2 separate regions of the Homo sapiens genome follow, and region 1 is linked to region 2. The links are chromatin loops, found by intact Hi-C in ENCODE. Cell type or tissue: HepG2. All regions are shown on one strand.

Evidence for each region. A loop is a pair of places that touch in the nucleus more often than their neighbours do. Peaks named below come from ENCODE experiments on the same cell type or tissue, not always from the same donor. Only the 100,000 strongest peaks of a DNase experiment are listed, where the experiment ranks them.
Region 1: it touches region 2 in a loop (3-fold over the local background); 2 of 110 quality-filtered maps call a loop at or near these places.

What each region holds. Positions count from the first base shown.
Region 1 is chr14:29,026,835-29,030,834 of GRCh38, reverse strand. The region is part of intron 2 of LINC02326 (long intergenic non-protein coding RNA 2326); the gene reads left to right. The region is part of intron 5 of LOC107984685 (a long non-coding RNA gene); the gene reads right to left. Among named protein-coding and RNA genes, the nearest start is that of LINC02326, 36 kb to the left of the region's middle. In HepG2, no CTCF peak of the experiment used is centred here; DNase peaks (open chromatin) are centred at 1,654 and 2,284; H3K4me3 peaks cover 1,263 bases.
Region 2 is chr14:29,083,971-29,087,970 of GRCh38, reverse strand. All of the region lies in intron 8 of LOC107984685 (a long non-coding RNA gene), which reads right to left. Among named protein-coding and RNA genes, the nearest start is that of LINC02326, 21 kb to the right of the region's middle. In HepG2, a CTCF peak has its summit at 2,193; a DNase peak (open chromatin) is centred at 2,180.

The sequences.
Region 1 (4,000 bases), 57 kb after region 2:
TTTCAGATGTAGTTATAAGATCATCTTGAGATCTGGGTATTTTCAACAAGGAAGAGAAATGTGATTTTTAAGTTATGGCCATAGCTTTTCCTGGTAGATGGTTCAATTTTTTTCTGGAATTATCTGCAGGTCATTGCAAAAGAATCAGGCTTGTGGCTACTTCTCTGACAGAGCCAAACTCTCCAATTCAATTATTCTGAGCAAAACAAACAAGGAGGGGGACCCTCTTACGGATTAAAGACCTCTTTGTGATATGACTGGCCCAATTCAATTGCCTAAGCATCACGTAGAAACAATAGTTCAATACTTCAAAGGGTAGGTGACATTCAAATCTTTCTTATTTGGCTTTGTAATCCATGATATTGTTATTTTCCCAACACATTTGCTTTCCTAATTGTGTTTTGCTTGGATTGGTATTAAAAGAGTTTGTCTTCCCTGAGCACACACCAGCTGGGTAGTGGGAGGAAAGGGCCTCAAAGCTAACCAGGCAGTGGGGCAATACAGCTCTAAGATTCAAAATTAGTCATGAATATTCGCAAAGCAGATAATCTCCTGTAGATAAACAAAACGTACTGGAATCATCCCAGGACCATCTTATCTCTTGTTCTAATTCTTAGACTACTAAATTTTTCTTTACTTTTTTTTGGTACTGAGTAACAGGTACATTAAGACATTTCATGTCAGGGTTTTTAATTGAAATTGATAGCTCTTTGAAAACAAAAAAAAATGTATTTTTATTCTTGGTTATGTTTCCTTTTCATTTGAAAGATCGCTTATATGTATGTGAGAATAGCTAATAATACATGAGATTAATGTTTCCAGGGCCTAACACCTTGTGGATATTGGATTCTCATCTAATTTGTCATTCAACTAGGTAACAATCGTTTTGCCCCTCTGTACTTCAGTTTCTTCTCCCCGGATTGTAGATACAAATAACAAAACCTTTAAAAGACATTGTGAGGATTAATAAAATAACAGATGTCTGATACCAATAAGTAAAAGGTTTTACAAGTGTTTTGACTTTATTCTTTTCTTTGCATAGTACCGTTGCCATGGATCAGCCTTATTTAGGACGCCAAAAAAATTGTTGCTATAATGATTATTTTATATTCACCGAACAATAGTAATATTCTTGGCATAACACAGTACAATAAGGAAAATGAATTTCTTGTCCTGGGGAGGATGCAGAGGTAGTGAACTACAGGAATAACAGAGGAACCTCAGAAACATGCAGTACTGTTCAGTAGTCAGTTACTCCTAAAACAAAACAAAACCAAAATAGTGATGATTGCTTTTCTCTTCCTTTTAAAAATTCTTTATTGTGATTCCCTGCAAGATGGCTGAAGAGGAACAGCCCCAGTCTGCAGCGCCCAGGGAGACCAACGCAGAAGGCAGGTAATTTCTACATTTCCAATTGTGTGGTGCCTGGAACGCAAGTGAGACAGAACCACTCACTCCCCTGGAAAGGGGGCTGAAGCCAGGTAGCCAAGTGGTCTTGTTAAGCAGATTCCAACCCCACAGAGCCAAGCAAGCTAAGATCCACTGACTTGAAATTCTCGCTGCCAGCACAACAGTCTGAAGTTGACCTGGGACATTGGAGCTTGATGGGGGGAGGGGCGTCTGCCATTACTGAGGCTTGAGTAAGCGGTTTTTCCCTCACAATGTAAACAAAGCCTCCAGGAACTTTGGACTGGAGGGAGCCCATTGCAGCGCAGCAAAGCCAAATTAGGCAGACTCTCTCTAGATTCCTCCTCTCTGGGTAGGGCATCTCTGAAAGAAAGGCAGCAGTCCCAGTTAGGAGGTTATAGATAAAACTCCCATCATCTCCCTGGGACCTGGGGGAAGGGGCTGCTGTGGGCACAGCTTCAGTGGACTTAAATATTCCTGCCTGCTGGCTCTGAAGACAGAAGCAGATCTTCCAGCACAACATTTAAGCTCTGCTAAGGGACAGACTGCCTCCTCAAGTGGGTCCCTGACCCCTGAGCCTCCTGAAAGGGAGACACCTCCCAGCAGGGGTCAACAGACAACTCATACAGGAGAGCTCTGGTTGGCATCTTGCAGGTGCCCCTCTGGGACGAAGCTTCCAGAGGAAGGAGCAGGCAGCAATCTTTGCTGTTCTACAGTGTCCGCTGGTGATACTCAGGCAAACAGGATCTAGAGTGGACCCCCAGCAAACTCCAGCACACCTGCAGAAGAGGGGCCTGAATGTTAGAAGGGAAACTAACAAACAGAAAGCAATAGAATCAACTTTAAAAAAAATGACCAAGCAAAAACTTCATCCAAAGGTCACCAACAGCAAAGACCAAAGGTAAATAAATCCAAGGAAGATGAGGAAAAACCAGTGCAAAAAGGCTGAAAATGCCAAAACCCAGAATGCCTCTTCTCCTGCAAAGGATCACAGCTCCTCGCCAGCAAGGGACAAAACTGGTTGGAGAATGAGTTTGACAAATTGACAGAAGTAGGCTTTATTTAGAAGATGGGTAATAAACTCCTCTGAGCTAAAGGAGCAAGTTCTAACCAAATGCAAGGAAGCTAAGAACCTTGATAAAAGGTTAGAGGAATTGCTAACAAGAGTAACCAGTTTACAGAAGAGCCTAAATTACCTGATGGAGCTGAAAAACACAGGAGGAGAACTTTGTGAAGCATACACAAGTATCAATAGCCGAATAGATCAAGTGGAAAAAGGACATCAGAGATTGAAGATCAACTTAATGAAATCAAGCATGAAGACAAGATTAGAGAAAAAAGAATGAAAAGGAACAAACAAAGCCTCCAAGAAATAGGGGACTATGTGAAAAGACCAAACCTACATTTGATTGGTGTGCCTGAAAGTGATGGGGAGAATGGAACCAAGTTGGAAAACACTCTTCAGGAAATTACACAGCAGAACTTCCCCAACCTAGCAATACAGGTCAACATCCAAATTCAGGAAATAAAGAGAAGACCACAAAGATATTTTTTGAGAAGAGCAACCCCAAGACACATAATCATCAGATTCACCAAGGTTGAAATGAAGTAAAAAATGTTAAGGGCAGCCAGTAAGAAAGGTCGGGTTACCAACAAAGGGAAGCCAATCAAATGTTAGCAGCAATCTCTCTGAAGAAACCCTACTAGCCAGAAGAAAGTGGAGGCGAATATTCAACATTTTTAAAGAAAAGAATTTTCAACCCAGAATTTTATATCCAGCCAAACTAAGCTTTATAAGTGGAGGAGAAATAAAATCCTTTACAGAGAGGCAAATGCTGAGGGATTTTGTGACCACCAGACCTGTCTTATGAGAGCTCCTGAAGGAAGCCCTAAATATGGAAAGGAAAAACTGGTACCAGCCACTGCAAAAACAAATCAAAATGTAAAGACCATTGACACTATGAAGGAACTGCATCAACTAACGGGCAAAATAACCAGTGAACATCATAATGACAGGATCAAATTCACACATAACAATATTAAACTTAAATGTGAATGGGCTAAATGCCCAATTAAAAGACAGAGACTGGCAAATCAGATTAAACAGTCAAGACCCATAGGTGTGCTGTATTCAGGAGACCCATCTCATGTGTAAAGACACACATAGGCTAAAAATAAAGGGATGCAGGAATATTTACAAAGCAAATGGAAAGAAAAAAGGAAGGCAGGGGTTGCAATCCTACTCTCTGATAAAACAGACTTTAAAACAACAAAGATCAAAAAAGACAAAGAAGGGCATTACATAATGGTGAAGGGATCAATGCAACAAGAAGTGCTGACTGTTCTAAATATATATGCACCCAATACAGGAGCACCTAGATTCATAAAGCAAGTTCTTAGAGACCTACAAAGAGACTTAGGCTCCCACACAATAATAGTGGGAGACTTTAACACCCCACTGTCAATATTAGACAGATCAATGAGACAGAAAATTAACAAGGATATTCAGGTCTTGAACTCAGCTCTGGACTAAGCAGAACTAATAGACAACTACAGAACTCTCCACCCCAAATTAACATAAAATACATTCTTC
Region 2 (4,000 bases):
TAATTGTTGAGTTGTTTGAGTTTCTTATACATTCTGAATGTTAGTCTTTCATTCCAAGAATAGTTTGACAAATATTTTCTTCCATTTAACAGGTTATCTCTTCATCCTGTGTTTCCTTTGCTCTGCAGAAGCATTTTAGTTTACTATACTCCCATTTTTCTTTGTTTTTGTTGTCTGTGCTTTTGAGGTCTTAGCCGCAAAATCTTTTCCTAGATGAATGTCCTGAAGTGCTTTCTTTACATTTTCTTCTAGTAGTATTATAGTTTTGGGTCTCTCATTTAAGTCTTTAATTCATGTTGAATTGTTTTATACATATGGTGAGAGACACAGGCCCAGTTTATTCTTCCACATATGAATATTCAATTTTTCTAGCAACATTTTTTAGAGAGGATGCCCTTCCTTTAATGTATGTTCTTGACACATTTGTCAAAAATCAGTTCTCTGTAAGTACATGAATTTATTTCTGGGTTCTCTATTCTATTCTATTGGTTTATGTGTCTGTTTTTATGCCAATACTCTGATGTTTGAGTTACTATAGCCTTGCAATATATTTCGAAGTCAGATAGCATGATGCCTTCCACTGTGTTTCTTTTGCTTTGGTTATTCAGACTCTTTTTTTGTTCCATATGAATTTTAGGATTTTTTTTCTATTTCTGTGTAAAATGATGTTGGCATTTTGATGGGGATTGCATTGAATCTGTAGACTGTTATGGGTAGTATAGTCATTTTAACAATATCAGTTCTTTTGATGAATGAACATGAGATGCCTTTCTATTTGTTTGCATCCTCTTCAATTTCTTTTGTCAGTGCTTTGAACCTTTCCCTCTAAAGGTCTTCCACCTCCGTGGTTAAATTTGTTTCTAGGCATTTTTTTTTTTAATCTAAGCTTGTCTATCTTGATTGCATTTAACATTGTTTGATCTGGAATCCCTAGCCTCTCTGTCTACTCCAATCCAGTCTCCATAGAACACTCATAATTATTGCCCCAAAATCATCAAAGATAAATCTGTCATCTTCAAATTTGAAAATTTCCAGTGGTTCCAAGATGTCTGTAGGATATGATCTAAATTATGTAGTTTTGCATCTGGGGTGTGCAAAATCTGCCTCCATGTGTTCTTCTGGTCTCATCTCCTCCCACTCAGGCTATCACCATTTCTTTCTCCCACTGTCCAGCTCAGACATTCCATGTACACCAAACACTTTCATAACTTCTAGCGTATCCATAGAGCCTGATGTCTGATAAGCACTCAAGTATGTTGACTTTATGAATGAATGAATAATTGGGTGCAAACCACTAGAATCGATAGCAGAAAAACTCAACTGTTCCTTTGAAACTGTTAGATATGTGAAATATTTAATAGTTTATACCTGTATTAGATTGCTTTCCTACTTTAAAAAGGAACTGTAATTTCAGTAGTGTGTGTATGTGTGTGTGTGTGTTAAACTCCATGGTGTAGCCGGACTGTCTGTTCTTGCGTCTCTGACTGTGAACCCAGGAAAGTGGTGTCACTTATCAATCAATAATGAAGAAAAGTGCAGTGTCTCAATGTGCTGACTCCAGACCTGGGAGGGAAGCCAGACTGAGAATAGCTGTTAGAAAATTTAAAATGTTCATTTAAATTATGAGAGTCTTTGAAATAAGGGAATAATTGAATAGAATGAGAGAAATAGAATGAGAATTAAAAGATGAAGTAGCCCAGGTTTTAAATCATAGCATCTGACCAGATAGTAAAGATAATAATTATTTTTTATTTTCCAATAGAAAGTATATTTAGAATTATTGCTTAAGAATTGTTGTTGCACATAAAACTTCCAATTCAGAAAGAATGTGGGGAAGGGGAGTGGATATTTGAACTTTCATAGTATTCCATACTGTTCTGAACACATTAGATACCTTCCCGTGGGGCATATTCTGTCAATCAGCTCAGGTCTACTTCTTGATTTCAGCATAATTAAGACATGGAAATCTTTATGTCTCATTACTTTGTTTATTATTTACAGTGAGAATCCAAAATAGATTTACTGTGCCTGATATGAACTGGAGCCTCTATTACTATTTTTGTCCTGCCTGAAATCAACCTTATGCTAAATTGGTGTAGGGTGTCAGAACAAACCCCAGATCCTAGTGTCTTCTGTGGGTTCCCAGGGACTCTAGACTTAGTTGCATAGCCTGGTATTCTCAGCCCTACCTCTAGGGGAACTTGTAGCAGAGACGCGGAAGAGAAGAGGTCTTGTGTTACACGCAGTTTGCTCTGTTTTTTAAGGAACTTGATCAAAGTTTTCTAACTATCCTAAGGTATCAAACTGATATAATAATTAATATTTTAATATATGTAGCTTCTCCTTGGAAACTTTGTATAAAATTTGTATTAAAAGTCCTCTAAAAAGTATAATACAATTTCAATTTTTATTTTTGTGATGGTCAGATGAACCTGTGCCTTACTTCAGAGCACTGCAGAAAGTTGTTGAGAACACAGAAATGAGTGCTATTCTTTTTAAATATTTATTTCTTTACCATTATTTTTGCACTAGGCTATGTAGGTTAATGTTGAATAAGCAACTCTGCTGTAATCAAGATCTTTCCAACATAATGGCATGCCTCCTTTGATGATCTCTCAAAACATCCTTACAAATTATTACTTGTCAGGATTTAACCCAACACTCCCTACAGGAAGTCCTATAATATAGCCATAGTTTCCAAAGGTGAGCTTCTCGTCCCTAGAGGCAGGGCATGGAGTATTTCCAACTGTCAATGAGTCTAGATATTTTTCTGCTTGTATTAGGACCCTGAATAAAAAATATTTCCCATGCACTTAATAGATAAATGTATTCATTTATTTCTATGTGCCACATAGTAACCCTCAGAACAATCTGAGGTAGGAAGCATTTTATACCCAGTGGAAAAGATGCCAAAACTGAGGCACAGAGGGATTAAATAACTTGCTAATTTAGGTAGTAATTAGTGGCATTAATGTGCCATGATTTGAACATAACACATCTGAATTCAGATTCCCTGTCTATATATATTAATAGAATTCAATAAGCGAGAATGAAAATTGTGTTTGTTTCTGAATTATTGGAAGTTTTACATTGGCATCCGTTGGTATCAAAAAACATTTTATCATAATCAAATAGAAAGAAAATACTTGCATAAAGCCATACCTTCTTCTGAGAAGTACCAGAATAAAGATATCCTGAAGATGTTTGTAATAGTTGCGGGTACTCTCTGAGTGACCCTCCCTCTTACTATTATCAGTCACTAAACCACATGTACAAAATACAACTCATAAGACAAGCCTTGACCTTTGATAATCCTCTGAGGGAATTGGAGAACTAAGCCCTAATGACACTGGGGAAGGATAGGAATGGTTAAAATATGGTGCTACATCAAGATATATTAGACTGGACCAAACAAGAGGTTTCCCTTGAATAGCCCCTATTGTCTGTCCTTACTACTAAATTTAGAGAAGGTAGCAGCAGCAACGCTTAAGTCAGACAACTTGCCAGGGTCTGCATGGATTCCTATTGCTCATGCTTCTATTTTCTTCTGATCCCCTTTATCTCTTCTTCTGTGGCTCTTAATCTTTACAACATAATTCTGGGGGAACTTTCACTTTGATTTGTATTTCCGTCTTATTCTAAATATAAAGCATTCTGATCTCCTTGGAGAAAAGGTGCTATAGGACTGTAATATAGGGATAGACTAAAATTAGAAATATCATCACATTAACATCTTTTTCCCAATAGTTTGGTACTTTTGACAATGTACTATTTTAGTGTATCATGGGGTTTCACAGTGATTGTAAATTAAAGCTTTCCTTATGAAGACTGAAAATGTGCCTGACTTGGTAAATTCTCAACTTTCTTAGAACTCCATTTAAGGGAATCAATGTTCACTGTCTTTTTTTTTTTTTTTAACCTTAATATGTTACTGACTTAAACGAATACTAGAAAAGATTTAAGTGTAAGCAAAAAGATGAATCCAATGTGCCAGGTGAAT